2 separate regions of the Homo sapiens genome follow, and region 2 is linked to region 1. Evidence: read pairs that join two places in POLR2A ChIA-PET (ENCODE). Cell type or tissue: Panc1. All regions are shown on one strand. Links, peaks and the distances in the headings refer to the core of each region. The heading gives the core; the rest is flanking DNA. Region 1 overlaps IQCH (IQ motif containing H). Region 2 overlaps SMAD3 (SMAD family member 3).

Region 1 (10,927 bases), core at 1-8,000:
TTGAAAGGTCGCCATTTGTTTTAAGTTTTTATCCAGTTCTTGTCATCTGGAATCAGAGATTGACTGTCATTTCACCAGGTAGGGGTGCAGTTGAGGCAGACAAAGCTGCTTCTGTACGTATCAGCATTCCTTGACAAAACTCAGTGCCTGATTGTGATGCTATGGGCTGCTGGTTTACAGCTGTCTCCGGACAAGAATGGAGGCCCACCCTTGAATTCCAATAAGATGGGCCTGCATATTCCGCCTGCTGTAAGCTGGCCCTCTGCCCACAAGTAAAATGTATTGTAGTTCAAGCCAGCAATTATCTCTTTTACTTCCTTCTGTGCTGCTTCTGTTCTCTTTTTCCAAAAACAGATGTGGGTATTCACTCAAGTTCTGCATCTATTCTTTCTCACACCTGCTGGGGCAGAATTTTGACAGAGGTAGAGTTTGAGGGAGCCAGCAGACAACAATCAGATGCAATTTCTTTGAGAGCAGTTTAAAAAGAAAATGTTGATTTTTCAGGAAATGTGGAGTCAGCATCTTGGTCCCCCTCCCTTTTCCCAGGAGCATTTGGTAAATTAAATTAGTTGAACAAAAGGAAATAGCTTTAAAGACATTCTGAAATGCCATATCCTATTTATGACACAAAGTCATCACCCAAGGACTGTGGTGGCATGCACAACATCCCACTCCTATCATTTAAAGTGAGCTTTCTCTTCAGGTTGCTTAGAAAGAGTTTTTGACAAAGGAGTGACTTTTCATGTCCTTCCTGATTCACAGCCTATAAAATATATTCCACTAATATGGCAGTGAAGGTGGTGGTGGTGGTGGTGGAGGTGGTAGTGTATTGCCTTTGTATGTTGTTGCTATTCAGAATGTCAATTCTGCATTGGTTTGGAATAATGGGAAAGCTGAGGAAAGTGATGGAATGTTGGCTGGTGGATGGCTGTCTCACTAAAGCCCATTGCTCTGGGAGCAGGGAGAGGCAATGAGAGGCTATAGCCTTGTCAGATAACATTCATAAAAAAAAATCTAGCTGTAGTGAGTTCTTTTAATTTATTTATAGTGGTATGTTTCTTGAGCTTCTCTGCCATGATCCTGTATGCATTCCCAAACCAACCCTATGCTGAACTGAAACCACTTTTTAGCTCTTAGAATAGTGATTCTGGGTCAGACTGCCTGGTGTGAATCCTTACTAGACCGGGATCTCCCAGAAACAGTCTCCCTTTCCTCATGTAAAATGTCCACAATAAAAGTATCTATCTCATAGGATTGTATTGAGTTTTTAATGAGATAATTCAAAGCACTTAACAAAGGTCCTGGTACAAAGAAGTGTTCTGAAAAATATTAGTTATTACTATTGGCAAGTCTCATATATTGTATTGTGCCATTGTTTTATACTGTCATTTAAAACATATTATTGTAGGGGTCCAGGGAGGGAACCAGAATATTGCTGAGGTCTCCTCCAGGGATGCTATTTAATATTTTACATGATTATGCTTTCTTTCCCACACAGATATGAGGACAGGGACCTTGTTGTCTGTTCTGTTTGTCTGTTTTTCAAATCCTCCCCTGCACCAAGCAGTGTTTTACACATATTAGGTATTAAGGACAGGACTGATTTGTCCCCTCCTCTGTCTAGTCTCTGCTCTGAAGCTATATAGACTGATGTTGAGTTTTGAAGTGAAGTAATGATTTTGCTGGCTCCTAGTAGGCCTAGTTGCACAGGATACCCTCTCCATGGGCCATCTGATAGGATTTACCTAGTGAAATGCTGGTACTACTGGATTCCTGTTGCAGCCTTGCCACTAACTAACTAGTGTTTCCAAGAGCAGGTTACTCTGTCTCACTCATTCTCATTTTTCTGTTTTATGAATGGGGGAAGCAAGATGGAGAGGCAATCTGGTGTGCTGGGAGGGGCTTGGAGCTGAGTAGATCAAAGTTTGGGTCCTATCTGCTATTTTGCAGTTACTGAACCCTAGGTAAGCAAATTACATTTCAGATCCGGTGTTCCCTCTTTTGTCAAGTCAAGATAATGATGCCTACTAGATAAGGGTGCTATGGAGAATACAGATAATATATTAACATTGCTGGCACATAATGGGTACCTAATAAGGTTCTTACCTTCCTGAAAAATGAATTAGTGTTAAAAATCTCTCATTTCCTTCTTCACACTTATGCTTTTAGAAAAGAATCTGATTTGGCTCCTTTTACATCCTAGTGTAAGTGAGTAATAGGATTTAATGTTCATTTTCAAATTGGAGAACTCCAGTGAGTTTCAGAGGGGTTCTAAGCATTTAATTTGCATTTGATTTTTAATGATAAATATTTAAGCATTTTAAGTATAATAAAGAAGAATACCTACATATTTCAATTGATGCCAAATTTTAATGCATTTGATCATTTGATCGTCAGTGGGTTAATTTGTGCTTTCAGGCTTACTCTGAGTGTGTGTGTGTACATTTGAATTTCCCATAAAGGTGTTTTTTATTAGATAGGGTGTAGCTTTGTACTAGTCATATTTTGAAATTCAGATCTGCTCATATACACTCCTGTAATAATCATACAAATAAATAAGCAAAGATTAAATAAGCTAATATGTGTGAAGGTCATAAAGCAGTGCCTGACTCCTCGTAATCATTCAAGAAACATTAATTGGTATTAGTATTAGAACACATGTGTGCTACTATCAATTAAAAGCCAGGAAAGTTCTCTGGTGCATACTTTTGGCACAGCATAATAGTCAAGTATACAATTACAATAATATAGCCATATCATGATAGTGTAGCATCACAGATTGTTTCACTGCTTGATTTAAGTTTGGGTTGGTTCTTACATGATTTGAAATGAGCTATACAATCTTTGACAGTGCAAGGTTGCAATGTTATTCTGTTTACAACTGCAGATAAAAGTCAACAATGAAGCATAATGTCAAAATTTGGACTCAACATGCAAAACAAAATTAGATTTTTTTGAAACTCAGTGACTGTCTGAAAGAGAAGGGTGGCGAGATATCTGAAAAGAAATTTAAATGGGATGTGATAGAACATCCTAAAATGTTACATGACACATTTGAAAAATATTTTTGGTAATTTAGCTCTTCAATTGTAGTAGCATTTATTAAGTTTGCCAGACACAGTGTTTTATGTACACTATCTTATTTAACCCTTACACCTCTAAGTAGGTGCCATTTTTATAATCATTTTATAGATAAGGAAACTGAGACTAAGATTAAGCTACTTGCCTGAGGTTGTGTGGTAAGCAAGGGGAGTCAGGATTCAAATTAATTATGAAATCTATTTGTCAAATATCCCCCAATTGACTACTTACCAACTAATCCTTAATTATTAAGGAATGTAAGCAGTTGGTAGATATTGTTAGTCATTCTATTTTGAAACAAAAAATTTCTACTATTTTAAAGTTTCTGGATCATTTTAATTGAACTAAATTCTGAGATTATAACTACCATAACAAATTGTTAGCTATTTGAAATTACTTATTTGTTAACATCTGGATTTTCTACATCTTGTGCAGGCAAAATAAAATATATAAACAAATTGTATTCTGTGATAGATGTAAGACTGCAGTTATTTATAACTCTTGATTTCATAATTTGTCTTCATCAAAACAGCCTTATTGTTTCCAGTGTTGGTTTATATTGCTATAACCAGAAATATATAATATAAATACATATATAGTAAATATATAATATAAATATTTATATAATATATAATGTAAGCACATACTATATTTAAGTAACAATTATATACATATAGGTACATAATACTATATGCAATTGTTACTTATATATGTTTTGACATACACAATTATACTAAATTCTTATAAAATTTGCATTTACTTATTTATCAGCATCTATTTAAGGTTGCATTTGAAAAACTTGTTCTACTGCTGAAAATAAATTTGCAAATCTTTGGCATCAAGTATTACCTCTCCCATGGGTATTTATTTTTTAACAAGAGCAAATCCGCTACTTAATTAAAACAAAGGAGTTAGGCTCTATTAAGGGATTTCAAGCATGAGTGGACAGAGAGAAGAGGGATTTGGGGGAATCCAGGAAGAGAGCCTTTGCACTGCTCTGAAATCATTCCAGGTCAGCAGCCACCTGCTAACAGGACTAGGCCTGCTCCCCTATGATATACTTTTACTTTGTGCCTTTTCACTTTATGACTTGGGCCTTGAACTTGAGTATTTGTTTGATTACATACTGAGAGATAGTGTTTCTAACCTCAAAATTAATTCCACTTTGAAAAGCCAAATTTAGGTAGGCACAGAGACCTGTGTCACATCTATGGTAGGTTTAGGGTACAGGGGTCCATGGGTAGAACTGTATTTCAATAGACAGAGGGAACTGTGTCACACCTATGATAGGTTTAGGGTACAGGGGTCTATGGGTAGAACTGTATTTCAGTATAATAGGTTCCCATGTATTTTATTTAATCCATTTATAAAACATTATTCTGAGAAGGGGTCTGTAGGCTTCACCAGATTGCCAAAGGGGTTCACGACGTCCCAAAAGTTAGAGCCGTGATAGATCTTTTCTTTCACGCAAAAATCCAGTGTGGGACAAAGTATGCATCAGAACAGAGAAATATCCTAAAAACCCTGTATTCTTTATGGGTGAAATATCCACTTCTCTTAGTTGATGGTGCCAAAAATCTATGGAAAAGTGGATACGTCTAGACTACCAGCCCAGATTTTTATAAGAATTACATCTTCTTGAGTTAAAATATAAAATTTATGCTTTTGCCTAATTACTGTTGCTTTTCTGTTGCAAGGAGGAAAATAGAGCAGCTACGAAAGTGGTAATGCTTGCAATAATATAGTAAGTGTTCTGTTTAAAATGAAGCAAAGGAAAAATACTTCAGCAAGTAGTGTGATAGCATTAGCCACAAGAGAAATGGGACTAATAGGATTGTTTTTATCATGGTCCAGGTTAATTATCTACTGAGAGGTTCTTGAGATGAATAAATACTATTGCTGTGTTCTCCAGTATTCTAACCCATTGTACCTTAAACTGTACTTGAATTCAAGTATACATTCCTAGACTTTTAAAACCTCCTTGGTAGAATAGAAGTAAGTACCCATAGACTAGAGTGATTCGCCCTACATTTTCTTTAAAAGCATTGCCTCTGAATTATACTACAGAATGTGTAAAGTAAACCCAGAAGATACTTACTTAGAGGAGATTCCTCTCATTAGGCCATAAAGTTTGGGCAATATGACCTGAAAATACCAGATTTATATAATTGATTATTTATATTAAAAGATTATATAATCTTCACAATAGCCTGAAAAATAAATCAGTTTATGGTTGGCAACTAAGAGGTCTGAAAACAGCCATGCATGCTTTAGTAGAAAGAGCCGTAGATGGAGAATCAGAGGACTTGGGTTTTCAATCCTGCTCTCAATTCTGGTGCTGTAAACCAAGTTAACATAGGTATACCACTTAGTCTCTAAAGACAAATTCTTTATCTACATACTGAAAAGATAAATTGGCTACTTCAGAATCATCGTCAGGGCCACAGTCCTGGTTATGTGACTCCCAGATTAATGCTCATTTGGTTCCTTGTGGAACCACTAGTCTCTCAAGGATCAATGTAATTGATGGATGGAGGCAAGCCTTAAGATAGGCCTTAGAGGAACTGATGGGCAAGACTAAAGGAGAGGTGTTGTGCATTTTAAGTACCAGAAGCAATACAAGCAAAGGCAGAGGTAGAGAATAGTGAGAGTAACAGAGGATGGCTTAGAGCTTTGCCTAATCAAGTTGTAGAAACCAAAAGATGTGGTTGGCTGTGGAGGCCAGTTGATGGATGGCCTTGAATGGGCCACTGAAATCCAACTGTGTGATTTTCAGTCAGGATCATAGAAGGCAGGGCTTAATGCAGACAGCTTCTGAAATTAGATCACTTCTCCAGCTGCTTTAACTGAAGGGCAACTTTAGAATTCTTTAGAATGATCTCTATCCCTTGATGTCCTCATTAGTTATTAAACTTTATTTCCTCTCCCTTTGGCTATAAAGCAATAGTACTTTTTTGAATAACATTATCTCCTGAACTTGTTAGATGATCATAAAACTGCCTAAGTAGAGTTCTGCAGGCAGCACCTTCCCCTGACCATTTACATACAACTCTCTGTCCCTTTCATATAAATGGCCACTCAGAACTGGCCAATCTAACTGGATGGCTGGGATTTCCTCTCAGTCGCTCTTACTTTCTGTCCTAATGCTGTATGCCCCACTACTACTTACAATTCTGCCTGTAACCTCATCCCTGATCCCTACTTCTCACCCCTCTCTCCAACATTAGATAAAAGCAGGACTTGTTGGGCAAGAGAAGTGGTGGCAAGAGAAAAGGATAGAGAGTAGGAATGGTTGATTCCTCACACTTTCTGACCCCCATCCCCCACCCAACTCTCCTATTGCCACTTCCCAGCCTCAGCACTGGACAGTATGAGCCTCCTCTCCCACTCTCACCCTCTCCCCAACTCCCTTGTCTTCCCAATCTAATAATGCACAGAAATGCCCAAGAGACTATCTTAATCCAAATGTTTTCTGAAAGATGGGTGTGTTTCCAAACTTATCATCTCTTTGTGCTAAATGAAAAAAAAAAAAAAAAAGGAAAAGTGGTGTTCATGGAACAGGCTTTTTACTTCCTGACATTTTTTTCTTTTATATAAGCAGTAAAAACCCTTAGAAAATGTCCAAATTGTTCTTATTTAAAATAGGAGTCACAACATAGTTGTATTGGGTCAGGCAGATAATAAGTTACTGAAATGACTGAGTGTAAAGGCTAGGTCCACATTACTGGAGTGCTGAACTGAGGACACAGGCCTTCCCTCCAGGAGGTAGCCACCTTAGCTCTAGCCTTTTGTGGCTGGGTTTCCAAAAGAAGCTGGAAAGTCATGCTTATATTTTTTGTGAAATCTAATTTTTAAATGTGTGATCAGATAATTTTCTTAAACCCTGTGTAGTTCGAAGAAAATATTCTTTAGGCTATTCCTGTCTTGCAAGTCAACAATTTAAATCCTCTGGTTCAGAAACAGGAAGAGGTATGGTTTTAGGTATGATAATATTGATGTCTTATAGGCAGCTGGCTGGCAACTTAGAGCCCATTAGTCTGCTAATACCTTAGTGAAGCCCAAGATCTAACCCTTGACTTTATAGGATTAGAGATTTGATTTTGTTAGAGTCAGTCAATCTCTTGGGTACAGCTGAACTCATAAGAGACTGATGTACAAACTGAAATGCCACTTTATGTATTCTGAGGAGAGCTATCATGGTCAAACAGACCTGAATGTTCAAATCAGCCTGATCTGATGAGCATATTTTCTCCTTATTAGAAAGCTACACAGAATCCAGTTAGAAGGCTGCTTAGTGAACAGGGAAACCGACTAAGGTAATTAGTTGGACAGTCTTCTTGGTGAGCAGCAGAATCACACTTTTATAGTCTGATGCACCCATATGTGAAGCTACATTTGCCAAAAGGATATGAATACATCCCTGTAAAGTGAGTGTTTTATGGATACTGAGAAATTCTGACTCTCCAATTCAACTTTTTATAATAAATATTAATAGCTACTATCTGCTTGGGGTTGACTATGTGCATTATGTTATATCACATTAATCCCCGTGGAATGAGTGATATTATCTCCATCTTACTGGTAACGAAACTTCAGTATAGAGAAATTAAGTTACTTTCTCCAGTCATTCAATTAGTAAGTGATAGAACTCAGAATCAGGCTCTATCTGATATTAGAGCCTGTGTTCTTAATCATTGCCTTCCTTTTTACTACTTTCCTGCTATGAAATACCACTCGCCTTCAGCTGATGTCTTATGTCTTTGATAACACCAATTAGACTACATTCCCTTTTTGAATCTTTTAAGTCAGCTTCTGCATGGATCTGTCCACATTGATCATGTATCTGTTTTTCTAGTTTAACACTCCCATTTGGGGTAAGGGGTGGCACATCTCCTTGTCACTAGTTTATACGTCCTATCTGAGTAATTATACTATCCAGAGGATGAGAGAAACCCTGCCTGGAACAAACAGAATGTATCAGGAGGAGAAAGAGAAAAATAAGGAGATTCCTTATCTCCTCATCTTCCCAAAGCCACCAGGAGTTACTTTTAGAGAAAAATAATTCTCCTTTCTCCTTGTGTAGCTGGTGAGAGGCCCAGATACGTCTAATGGTTGGGCTCAGATGTACTAATACGTTATATGAGCTTGCCTGGGGACCTAACCACTTTAAGATTGTTCCTAAGAAAACTCAATTTTCTGAGTTCCAAAATGCCCTTTTCCATTTCTCACTTAAGATGGGGCTGACCCTTATAGAAGATTATCAGGAGGAGTTGTATAGTGAAAACAGTGACCCAAGAGAGCAGTAGCATTGTCTTCTCCACTCATTTAAAAGTTTACTCCATATCTAATACTGGGTTAGTTTAACATAACCATAATTTTGGGCAGGAGGTTTTACTTTTTAAGATAAGGATTTTCAAACTGTAACCATTTTACTTGTGGAATTATGTCATCTAATTTATGGAATTAGCATTTAATCTAAACATTTACATCCCAGGGAAAGTACCTATCACCAACTTTCTACCATCTTGGGTTTAGTATTCCATTTATCCATAGTTTAAAGTGTAGATACTGGACTTTAATAGAAGGGAATATAAATTAAAATTTAGCTATAAAGCAATAGCTAACATTTCTGAGGGCTTCTCTGAGTTGGGCATGGTGTTAAGTACACTTTACATGGATCATCTCATGTAATCTTCACAGTAACCCTAAGAGGTAAGTACTATTCCTACTTTCATTTTACATTTGGGGAAACTGAGGCAAAAAAGCAGTTAAATAAAATTCACCCAAAGTCATACAAGCTAAAAGTCAAAGGATCATAATTCAAACTCAACCAGTCGGACTTTCAACGTAGCATTCTTTATCCTTTTCTATACTACCTTCCAGGTAGCTTTGAGGGTGGTGATTTTGACCTGCATTTGAGGGACAGATCTGGGCCCAGTCAAAGATTGCTTTCTTAATGACCAAGGAATTCAATGAGGAAATTTCTCTGCCCCAATCTGAGGCAGAAGTAAAAGATCAGAGTATTTAATAAAAGGCTGTGTTAACTCAAGGACTAGAACAAGAAGATGAGCTAGTACTTTTAAGATGAAAACTTCCCCAACTACGTTCATATCTCTAACTTCAGATGTAATGTCCAACCTTGTCAGAATGCCATATAAATTTGCATTTATTTGTGTGTGACTTTGAATAATACCTTGTTAAAGACCTGTATAATTGAGTGAGAACTATGTTAAGTTTTTCTTTTTCTTTTTTATTTTTATTTTTTTGAGATGGAGTCTCACTCTGTAGCCCAGGCTGGCGTGATCTCAGCTTGCTGCAACCTCCACCTCCTAGGTTCAAGTGATTCTCCTGCCTCAGCCTCCCGGGTAGCTGGGATTACAGGTGCACACCACCATGCCCAGCTAATTTCTGTATTTTTTAAGTAGAGATAGGGTTTCACCATGTTGGCCAGGCTGGTCTCGAACTCCTGACCTCAAATGATCTGCCTGCCTCAGCCTCCCAAAGTGCTGGTATTACAAGTGTGACCATCACACCTGGCCAGCCCTCTTTTTGTCCATGATAATGTCTATCCAGCTCTTTTAAGGTAGAATTAATTTTCTCTTGCCTAGGCCATCATAGCATGCTTTTAAAGCATTCATATGGTATACCTTGAATTGAAAAGGGACTTCGTATCTTTTCCTCTTGTTAGATCTCCTGGAAGGCAAGAGCCATATTTTTTTCACTTAAATATCTTCTAGGGTACCTTACAAAATGCATTATGCATAGAAGGTACTCAATAAATGATTAATTTAATTCAATAAAATGTAATTGAATGAAGAGGAAGGATTCTGTAGAGAAGTGACAGGGCAGGGAGGGTCTGTCTAGTTTCATGGGCATGGTTTTGAGCCATATTTCTCTCATCTCTCCATCTCCTTCTTCCCACCCCCAAGCCCTACACACGGCTTCCCTTAGGTGATTGTAGCACAATCCTAGGACTTATGTTTTGGAAGTGAACCCAAGGCCCAGGTAGTCAACATAGCAGCTGGCTTTAGGAAGCAAACATGAAGCTTTGTTCACCCCCATGCCCAATTTTCTGATTGTAACACTTTTTTCACATTCTCATTGAAGAAAACTTGGAAAATACAAGGGTTGAAAGATAAAAAATTATGTAACCTCAGTCCCTCCACCTAGAGATAATTATTATGAACTTTTAAATGGATTTGTTTTCCATGTTTGGATGTATGATCTTTCTCCCTTCGTCCTTCTTGCCTTCCTTTCCTTCCTTCTCCCTTCCCTCCTTTTTGTTTCTCTCTTTCTCTTTCTTTCTCTTCTCCCTCTCCACAGTCCCCTCTCTAATGAGGAACACATGTACCTAGTAATAATCTTCACATAAAAAATGGGGGACCTATGTGAAGAAAACTCCAAAACTTTAATGAACAACATCAGAGAACACTTGAATAAATGGAAAGACATATCATATTCCTGAGAAGGAAAATGTTTATAAGTATGCCAGTTCTTCCCACATTAATCTTTATGTCCAATGTAATTCCAATCAAAATTCCTATGGGTTTTATTTGGTTTGCATGGAATATTAATTTTTTCAACTTGCTAGTATTCATCATCTTGAAGAATAGGCAAAAGGCCTCTTTTTTTCCCCCTAAAGAAGATTAATGAAGGTGAACTTTTCATACCACTTATTAAAACATATAATAAAATTACAATAATTATTTCCATGGGTAGAAAAATTGATAGATCAATGGAATAAAAAACTCAGCGTAGATATTGCCCTTAGTGTAAGAAATAACTTGGAATGTAATAAAGGTGACACTGTAAGTCAATGGGAAAGGGAGGACTTGTTAGATGAATG
Region 2 (9,800 bases), core at 1-8,000, 150 kb before region 1:
AATTACCCAGATTTGATCATTACACATTGTATGCTTGTATCAAAATATCGCAAGTACCCTATAAATATGTATAGCTACTGTGTATCCCCCAAAATAAAATATTTTAGAAAGGAACTTCCAAGCTGTTTTCCAAAATAGTTGTACCATTTTACATTTGCACCAGCAGTGGAAGGGAGTTCCAGTTGTTCCACATCCTTGCCAATACATGGCATGATCAGGCTTTTTAATTGTAGCCATTCTAATAAGTATGTAGTCCTATCTCATTGTAGTTTTAATTTGTGCTTCTCTAATGATCAACATTGTCAAGCATCTTTTCATATGCTTGTTGTCTTCATATCTTTCTGGGTAGTGTCTGTTCAAATCATGTATCTCTTTTTTAAAAGATTGAATTGTTGGCTGGGCGCAGTGGCTCACGCCTGTAATCCCAGTACTTTGGGAGGCCGAGGCAGGCGGATCACGAGGTCAGGAGTTCGAGACCATCCTGGTTAACACATGAAACCCCGTCTCTACTAAAAATACGAAAAATTAGCCGGGCGCGGTGCCAGGCGCCTGTAGTCCCAGTTGCTCGGGAGGCTGAGGCAGGAGAATGGCGTGACCCCAGGAGGTGGAGCTTGCAGTAAGCCAAGGTTGTGCCACTGCACTCCAGCCTGGGCGACAGAGCGAGACTCCATCTCAAAAAAAAAAAAAAAAAAAAAAAAAAAAAAAAAAAAAAAAAAGAAGATTGAATTGTTAATATTGAGTTTTCAGAGTTCTAGAAACAGGTCTATTATCAAATATACGCTTTGCAAATATTTTCTCTTAGTTAGTGCTTGCCTTTTTATTCCTTTAACAGTGTCTTTCAAAGACCAGAGGCTTAAATCTTGATGCGGTCTGATTTTTTTTTTATTATTATTAAGTGCTTTTTGGTGTGGTATCTGAGAAATCATTGTCTATCCCAAAAAGTCACAAAGATTTTCTCCTGTTTTCTTCTAGACATTTTAGAGTTTAAGTTTCACTTCAGTTTGTTTTTGTATAGGGTTACAATGTGTAGTTTGAAGATTATCTTTTTTACATATCCAGTTGTTACATCACCATTTGTTGAAGACTGTCCTTGCTCCACTAAATTGTCTTTGGACCTTTGTTGAAGCCAGTCGTCCATATATATGTAACTATTTCTGGACTCTGTTAGGTTCCATTGATCCGTTTGTCAGTCCTTGTGCCATTACCATACTGCCTTGATTATTGTAGCTCCCTTGTTTTTAAAAGTTTAATTAATATCCAAGTGATTCATGTATGATTAATATTACTACTAAGGCAAGAGGGCCACCCACTTCTATCACCTAGATGGAGCTTACCTCCACAGCCCCATTCTCCCCCGCTGCTGGCATGAGCTTTTCTCCAAGGCCTTCTCTTGCAGAGGAGGCTATGATGTCCAGCTGGCCCTTTTTTGGGAGTTTTGTCAAACACCGAAGAGCAAATACGGCCACTTCCCTAATCTGTGGGCACCCAGTGGCTTTGCAGGAGAAGGAGAACAGCTGAATAATTCTCTATTCCCACTCACCACTTCCCACTCTCCCTTTTACTCCTGTTCAACCTCCAGCTCACCCTACTTATCCAGGGCTGGGTTTGGGGAGTATCTGCTGTGATAGAGAATAATAACGCTAATTTGTGGGTGTTTATGAAGCACTTTCAAATGGAAACCAAGCTTCAGGAGGTCGGGGGGCAGAATACCCCATTTTATAGATGAGAAAACTGAGTGTCCTAGGAAGCTCATGAGCTGCCCAGTGTCTCCCAGCTAGGAGAGTAGAACCCTCCTTTACCCCAGGTCTTATGGCTCCACATCCGCCAGTCCTCCTTTTATACCTCAGGGACGAGTCCCAGGCTGTCTTCTCGATCTGCCTGGTAATTACTGTTTTTCAGCTGTAGGGCTTCCTTGTTCTGGGGCCCCAAGGGAGGAAGGTAATTACATCCTTCAAGATGCCCTTAGTCAGCAGCTCCAGGTCAGTTCCTGTGACCAAGCCCAGCTATGACCTTTGTCTGTCCTTTCCCCTTCCCAGGCCAGTGGCTTGGAGAGTGTGATTGGATCCCTCTGTTTCTCTCTTTGGTTGGTGCTGTTGGTGGCATCTGGCCAGCCCTTCCTTCACAGAGTGCCCATGAATTCTCTGTATTCAGGCAAATGGGTGCCCTCGGTCATAAGAAGGCACAGAGGGAAAGCTTGCAAATGTCTCACTGCCAGCCCTGCCAGCTATTAGAAAAATTATGGCACTGACTGGCAGGGTCCTAGGATGGGCCTCCTTGAAGAAAAAGCAGTCCTGCCTCTTAATAGGGTACCTGTGACTCATGAGCATCCATCTCATCTGCTCCCCACTTCTATCCCTGCTACCCGCAATCTGTTGGTCACACGTAGCCAGAGTTCCACAGGGCCTGTCTCTTTCACACGTATGCACAGCCCACTTACACATCTCAGAGGCTACATACTGCTTTTAGAAAACAGGAGAAGCCTTTATCATGGCCTTTGGGGCCCTGCAGAGTACCCCTGCCTGCCTCCCCGGCCTCGTCTCAAGCCAGCTCTCTCTCATGATCCCCTCTCCAGTCCTTCTGGCCTTCATTCTGTTCTTCCGACCTCACCATGTTTTCCACTTTCCACAGGGCCTTTGTGTGTGCCTTTCCCTCTGCTTGTACTGCCCTTCTCCCGCACCCCTTTGCCTGGTTAGTTCTTACTTACCCTTTAGGCCTTCAGGTCAACCATCACCTCCTCTGAGATGCCCTGTCCAGTCCTTCAGCAAAGTGGGGTGCCATGGTCATACACTCTTGGGGTTCCTTGTTATTTTCGTTCAGGACACTTTCATTGTGTGTAATTGTAGGTTTCTGTGATGATGATGATGATGATGATGATGATGATGATGATGATGATTTGAAACGGAGTCTTGCTCTGTCGCCCAGGCTGGAGTGCAGTGGCACAATCTTGGCTCACTGCAACCTCCCCCTCCCAGGTTCAAGTGATTCTCCTGCCTCAGCCTCCTGAGTAGCTGGGATTACAGGCGCCCGCCACCATGCCTGGCTGATTTTTGTACTTTTAGTAGAGACAGGGTTTCACCATGTTGGCCAGGCTGGTTTTGAACTCCTGGCCTCAAGCGATCCACCCGCCTCGGCCTCCCAAAGTGGTTTTGGTGATTATTTGATTAATGCCGGTCTTGCCCAGTGGAATGGAGGGTCCCTGCAGACAGGGACCACTTTGCTGGCCTTTTCTCATAGTGAAGTCTCTTTCCTTACCACTGTATCCTTAGTGTCACACATAATAGGTGCTCATTAAATATGTGTTAAATAAGGGACTCCATTTTAGTGGCACCTCCTCACCTGTCTAATACCAGACACTATCTGAAGTTTTACGTCCCTCCAGAAGCCTTCTGCCTCCCAGCCTTGCCTGTAGCTGACAATGCTTTTGCCGCCCCAAGCTCCCCAGTCCTTTCCTGTAAGCCACCCAGACTCTCATCATCCAGATCACCTGGGGATTTCACAAAGGGAAAGATTCTGATTTAGTAGGTTGGGGTAGGCGCTGAGAATGTACATTTTTAACAAACTTCCCTGAACCTCTGCTGCTGGTCAGGGACCACACTTTGGCCTGGCTTGAGAGGTAAGGGCACCGGGTCATAGCTGCTTGGCCAAATCACCATAGAAGACATGGTTCACACAGGGTCATGGCACTGGCCAATTGTAAGTAGGCACAGTAGTGTGCCCCTGCAGTCCCAGCTACTTGGGAAGCTGAGCTGGGAGGATCACTTGAGCCTGGGAGGCGGAGGTTGCAGTGAGCCGAGATCATGCCACTGCACTCCAGCCTGAGTGACAGAGCAACACCCTGTATCAAAAGTAAAAAAAAAAAAAAAAAAAAAAAAATCCCTTTAATTTCCGTCTTTCACTCCCTGCTCACCACAAATAACTAAAAAAGAAAGGAGGGGCCAGGCACGGTGGTTCACGCCTGAAATCCCAGCACTTTGGGAGGCTGAGGCGGGCAGATCACGAGGTTAGGAGATCGAGACCATCCTGGCTCACACAGTGAAACCACGTCTCTACTAAAAATACAAAAACAAAATTAGCTGGGCGTAGTGGCGGGTGCCTGTGGTCCCAGCTACTCAGGAGGCTGAGGCGGGAGAATGGCATGAACCCGGGAGGCAGAGCTTGCAGTGAGCCGAGATGGCGCCACTACACTCCAGCCTGGGCAACAGAGCGAGACTCCGTCTCAGAAAAAAAAAAAAAAAAAAAAAAAAAAAAAGAGGAGGAAAGGCAAGTTTTCTTTTTTTCCCCTGACTTTCTAATGTGCAAGGGAAGACCTGAGTGAATGAGGGGAGACAGCCTTTGTACTTTGTCACTCTTCTTTGGATCACTGTAGTCCTCATATCTGTGCCTAAAGAACTCTCATTGTCTTCCCCAGCCCTGTCCCCTCTCCACACCTCTGGGCTGAGTAGGAAGCCGATGAGTGGCTCCTGGACCTTTTCCAAGCACAACTGAAGTGACTGAAGTGCGGGCCCTTCCCATGGAATGCCACTCCCTGAAGAGCAGTACAAAGTTGGGGAACCCACCGGGGACTGGTGGGTGAGGCCCGCTCTGCCAGCTGGGAGTCCTCACGGGGCCTTTGTTGTCTTCTCCTGAGATCCCTCCCAGCACTCTCAGCTAGCAGTGCTCTGATCTCCTGGACCTCTGGATCTGGGAGAAATGAGGGGAGAGAGAGCTTTCCAAGTGTCTGAAAGTAGGAGGCCGGACTCTGCAGAAAGCAAGCACAATCCACATTTCCCTCTCTTTCTGCCCCTCCCCGTCCTGGCAGGTCCCTGGATGGCCGGTTGCAGGTGTCCCATCGGAAGGGGCTCCCTCATGTCATCTACTGCCGCCTGTGGCGATGGCCAGACCTGCACAGCCACCACGAGCTACGGGCCATGGAGCTGTGTGAGTTCGCCTTCAATATGAAGAAGGACGAGGTCTGCGTGAATCCCTACCACTACCAGAGAGTAGAGACACCAGGTATGCTGCCTGGCCTGCCTGTGGGGACAGCAGGTGCCAGGGGTCATCACCTCTCCCCGGCTCCCCATCCCCCCGAGGGTCTGCGGTGCACTTGGGGGTGCGGGGACTTTGGTGCTGGTCTGGCATCGACACTGAGCCACCTCTGCTCTGTCTCCCCCGGACAGTTCTACCTCCTGTGTTGGTGCCACGCCACACAGAGATCCCGGCCGAGTTCCCCCCACTGGACGACTACAGCCATTCCATCCCCGAAAACACTAACTTCCCCGCAGGCATCGAGCCCCAGAGCAATATTCCAGGTAGGCACGTGGGCGGCACAGGCTGGCCTGGGAGGCAGGGGCAGCGGTCAGCCCCGACATCAGTCCTGTGGCCCCAATCTCTGCCCCCTGGCCGTCCCCCGCTCACCCCCTCTTTGCGCACAGCTCTGGCCTGAGGGCCCCTGACTCAGAACCGCATCCCTGTTGGGAGAGGACCCATGACCTCAGCTCCCCCCTCACTAGTGATGCTTTTCTTGGCATAGAGGAGCAGCGTGACCCTTCCGCCCGGCCTTGGTGCAGTCATTTATTTTGGAAGCGGAAATAGCAACACTGTTTCTCTCACCGCCCTTGAGGCCCGGACTGGTGTTCAGTCCCAATAGACTGGGGGTCTGCAGAGGCGGGGAGTGAGCTGAGGGCCAGGCAGCAAGTGCGGAGAGCTGGCTCTGTAAATTCGCCTGGGCATCAGGCCTCGGTGAGGGGCTCCAACCTGGGTGGGAATTGAAGTGACTTTGAGTTTTCACTCTGCAGGGAGAAATGGGCTTTGCCGTCAAAGACTGCAAATGTTTTTAGAAGCCCCTCATTTACATGCAAATAACGTGTGAATCACCAGCACTTTCAGACTCCAGGAAAGCTGTGCTTGGCAGCACTTGGGCTAGTCACTTTTGCTTGCTGGGGCAGTAATCCTGCTGCGTTCCTCTTAGAGCATTCTAATTTGGACGTGACGTTCATCCTGGGTTAGTTTACTGGGCTGAGATTGGCTACAGGCCTGTGTGCTTGGGTCAGAGTGTTAAGGAGGAGACCCACTGTCCAACCTTCTCAGATCCTTTGCGGGTAGCCCTGGCGTCCCGCGGGTAAGTCAACTACTCCCTGTTCAAAGAGCAAATCTTGGAGGGCTTCAGTCAGGGTCTGGGGGAGGTTTCAGAGAAATAGATCACACTGTCTTTGCCGTCATTGAACTTGCAACCTAACTGCTGAGTGAGGACACGTCCCTTAGAGACAACAAATAATAACACCTGGTCTGCACAGAAGAAGATAGTAGGGACCAAAGGGTGGGTCTGAGCCTGCAGATCTTCAGAGGACAGAAAGGGGTGAGGCGGAGGCAAGTCTGGACGCCTCCCTGGAGGGGGTGGGGCTTAACCCTCACCTTGAAGGACCAGGATAAGTTAGCCTGGCAGAGGCTCTAGGAGTACACATTTCAGACTTGGGAGTTGATCCGGTCCTGCGTGAGCAAAGGCAGTTATGATCCAAGCGGGAGTCAGAGGTGGACAGGGGCGAGGACAACAGAACCAAGAGCTGGAACCTCTACTCCAAGACCTGGAGCTCCTACAGCCACGGATGCTAGCATCATGGTGTGCATGTGTGATGTCTTTGCAAAAGGTGTCTCAGAGCCAAGCTGTGAAGGCCTTTTAACAGACCACCTTCCTTCTGATTCCCAGAGACCCCACCCCCTGGCTACCTGAGTGAAGATGGAGAAACCAGTGACCACCAGATGAACCACAGCATGGACGCAGGTCAGTCATGCAGGGTCATGCTCTTATTCTTAACTGATTAGCAGCTGGTGGGTTCATCCCTTCCATCCCTTCCTCTTCGCCCTCTCCCTCCCTCCCTTCTATCTCTCTCTCCAGTATTTGTAGAGCAACCGCGATGTGCAAGGGGCAGGGCATAGAAGAGGGTCCGAGCTGCTCACAGATGATGGGGGAGATTGACAGGACAGTCAGTAGTCACTGGGCCATCTCGTGTATGCCCTGATGGAAGATGCCGCATGGCACCAGGCACACAGCAGGGCCACTTCACCCGGTCTGGGGAGGAGCAGCACCTTGCAGTCCAGGTTTTTCCCCAGGTTGAGTCTTGGTGATGTGTAAGTGTTAGCCAAGCTGTTAGAGTGGGCAAGGGGTGTGCCAGGCAGAGTCATGGGGGTTGGGCAGGACAGCCTGGTGCATTCTGGGGACAGTAAGAGCTCAGTGTGTCTGGAGTCCAGAGAGTGTCTAGCCCAGGGAGCTCAGCGTGGCTGGAGGATACACTCTCTCCAGTGGGGAGAAGATGGGAGGGCCTGCCACACAGGGGTCCCAGTGTGGTGGACCTTCAAGCTAGCCAGACCACTTGGCATTTAGTCAGGGCTGATGGGAACCGCTGCAGGCTGTAAGCAGGGCCTGTGCCTTAGTGAGATGTCACCAGCAGCAGGGTAGAGAGTGGCCTTGATCACCTCAAGCAGTCACATGGGAGGCAAGGAGAGGCTGAATGGAACTAATGCCTCTTCTGATGACCAGTGGAGACCCCTGAAGCCAGTATTTTTGTGTGACAACCACATGTGATGTGTGTGCTCCTGCCGTGAGGGGCAGGGCTTATTTCTCTCCTGCTACATCTCCAGATGTTTCCCATATCATTTGTTATAGGACCAAATTGGCTCCAGACCAGCAGCTTCTTGAATTGAACCCCAGCTGCCACATAGAATGTGTACTGAGTTGTGTGTGGTTGGGAGAGGAGGAGAAGGGGAGAGGGAACCACGCAGATGTTCCATTCCGATGGTGGTGGGCATGCCTCGTACACACAGAGCCGCTAGACACAGCAGAGCCACCTGCCCTCGCACACAGCCCAGAAGAGATTGTGCAATTCCTTCCCCCACCTTTCCCAGACAGAGTCTCCCTCTGTTGCCCAGGCTGGCGTGTAGTAGCGCGATCTCAGCTTACTGCAACCTCTGCCTCCTGGGTTCAAGCTATTATCCTGCCTCAGCCTCCCAAGTAGCTGGGATTACAGGCAATGCAGCACCACGCCCGGCTCATTTGTGTATTTTTAGTAGAGACAGGGTTTCGCCATGTTGGCTAGGCTGGTCTCAAACTCCTGACCTCAGGTGATCTGCCCGCTTCGACCTCCCAAAGTGCTGGGATTACACCGCACCTGGCTGAGGTTGTGCAATTCCTGAGAGACCGAAAGAGACTCGCATGTACATTGTAGTTGCTGAAATCCAGCCTGGACATCGTGGCACTTTTGGGTTGAGCACACCCGGTGAAACACACCCACCCGGCGGAGTGACTAGTAGCGCGAACCAGCTGGAATGCATCGAAGACCTTCCTGTATCCGATGCCAAGTGACCGCTGCAAGCTTGCAGCTATTCAGTGCAGGCGTGGGAAGCAGGCCAGCGGAGCAGCATGTCTCCAGCTGCTGTGTTTCTTCCCACTCTGCGCTCCCTCTTCCCTTTCTGCTGCTCTCCATATTTGCACAATGATTATTGTTACAAACAAACATGGACCAGAGGGGCTGGAGATTGGAAAGAGCAGCCCAGATTTCACCCTGTCAGCTCTTGTTTCTTCTCCCTCCTCTTCCTCCTTGTGCCTCCCTTTACTCTGTCCCCTCTCCCTTCTTCCTTTCTTCTCATTAAGTGTGCCTGCAGGGTCCTGTTGTGAACATGAGTGATTTATCTACAGTAGAGACAGACCAGACTTGCGGACCCCAGCCAGTGTGTGGGTGGGGGCTCTCCTGTTTTAGTCTCTGTTCTTCAGAGTTGCCTGCTTGGATAGTCCAGTTGCTCACGGGCTTGGCTTCCCTGCCCCCCAGGGTGTGGTAGTGTCTCGGGCCAGAGGGTCACGTTGTTCCCCATGTCCCTTCACCTACATATGCGCCCTTTTAGACTTGTGAGAAGGCCCCTTGGACTTCCTAGGTCTTTGTGGTTCAGGCCAGCACAAAACAGGGGACAAGCATTTATCCAGTGCCTACCATGTAGCGGTCATGGTGTAAGCATTTTTATATGCACAGTCTTACTTAATTTTTACATGTCACACAGTAGATGATATTATCCTCATTTTATACCTGAGGAAAAAATTAAGGCTCATAGAAGTTAAACGGCTTAGCCAAACTCACGTAGCTGATTCGTGGGGTTGTCTAGACCCTGTGACTGATTCTGTAACTTAGTTCTCTCGGTGAATATTCCACATCCCCCTTTGCATTTGGGGTTACAGGGGAGAAGGAGAAATCCGTGGTTCTTCCCTTGCCCTCAAGGAGGTTACAGCTGAGTTGGGGCAAAAGAAGAGATTCCCACAAACAGCGCAAGGCAGCATTCACTTGAGGCCAGATGCTGGACCCAGTCTCAGGACTGATAGATTTCATGGGGTGGAATTAGACCCCATAGGGTGGTTAACAAATAGTCTCCTTTTTTATTTTTATTTTTTGAAACAGTCTCACTGCTGCCCAGGCTGGTGTGCAGTGGTGCAAACACAGCTCGCTGCAGCCTCCATCTCCTAGGCTCAAGTAATTGTCCAGCCTCAGCCTTCACCACTTACGGCTTATTTTTTTTTTTTTTTTTTTCTGTAGAGACAGGGTCTCCCTATATCACCCAGGCTGGTCTCAAACTCCTGGGCTCAAGTGATCCCCCAGTCTCAGCCTCTCAAAGTGCTGGGATTACAGATGTGAGCCATTGCACCCGGCCTCCGCAGCCTTCTTGATAGAGGAACAGAGGAGCGGGGACGAGCAGGATGCTGCTCTGGAAAAGTGTCCACTGTTTTATTTTTGAAGGCTGATACCATGTGAGTTCTTTTTTTCTGGAGGTGAGAGGTGTAGAGA

The links. ChIA-PET counts read pairs that join two places held together with the same protein. Peaks named below come from ENCODE experiments on the same cell type or tissue, not always from the same donor. Only the 100,000 strongest peaks of a DNase experiment are listed, where the experiment ranks them.
Region 2: POLR2A ChIA-PET joins it to region 1 with 13 read pairs; 2 of 35 experiments call an interaction of 5 or more read pairs at or near these places.

Annotation. Positions count from the first base shown.
Region 1 is chr15:67,307,884-67,318,810 of GRCh38, forward strand. All of the region lies in intron 4 of IQCH (IQ motif containing H), which reads left to right. Among named protein-coding and RNA genes, the nearest start is that of IQCH, 59 kb to the left of the region's middle. In Panc1, for the core only: no CTCF peak of the experiment used is centred there; no DNase peak of the experiment used is centred there.
Region 2 is chr15:67,160,097-67,169,896 of GRCh38, forward strand. SMAD3 (SMAD family member 3) reads left to right here. Exons shown (of 9, transcript NM_005902.4): 2 at 4,799-4,992; 3 at 5,157-5,288; 4 at 6,683-6,757. Among named protein-coding and RNA genes, the nearest start is that of SMAD3-AS1, 18 kb to the left of the region's middle. RefSeq lists enhancers at 6,757-7,426, 7,427-8,098, 8,099-8,768. In Panc1, for the core only: no CTCF peak of the experiment used is centred there; no DNase peak of the experiment used is centred there; H3K27ac peaks cover 8,000 bases.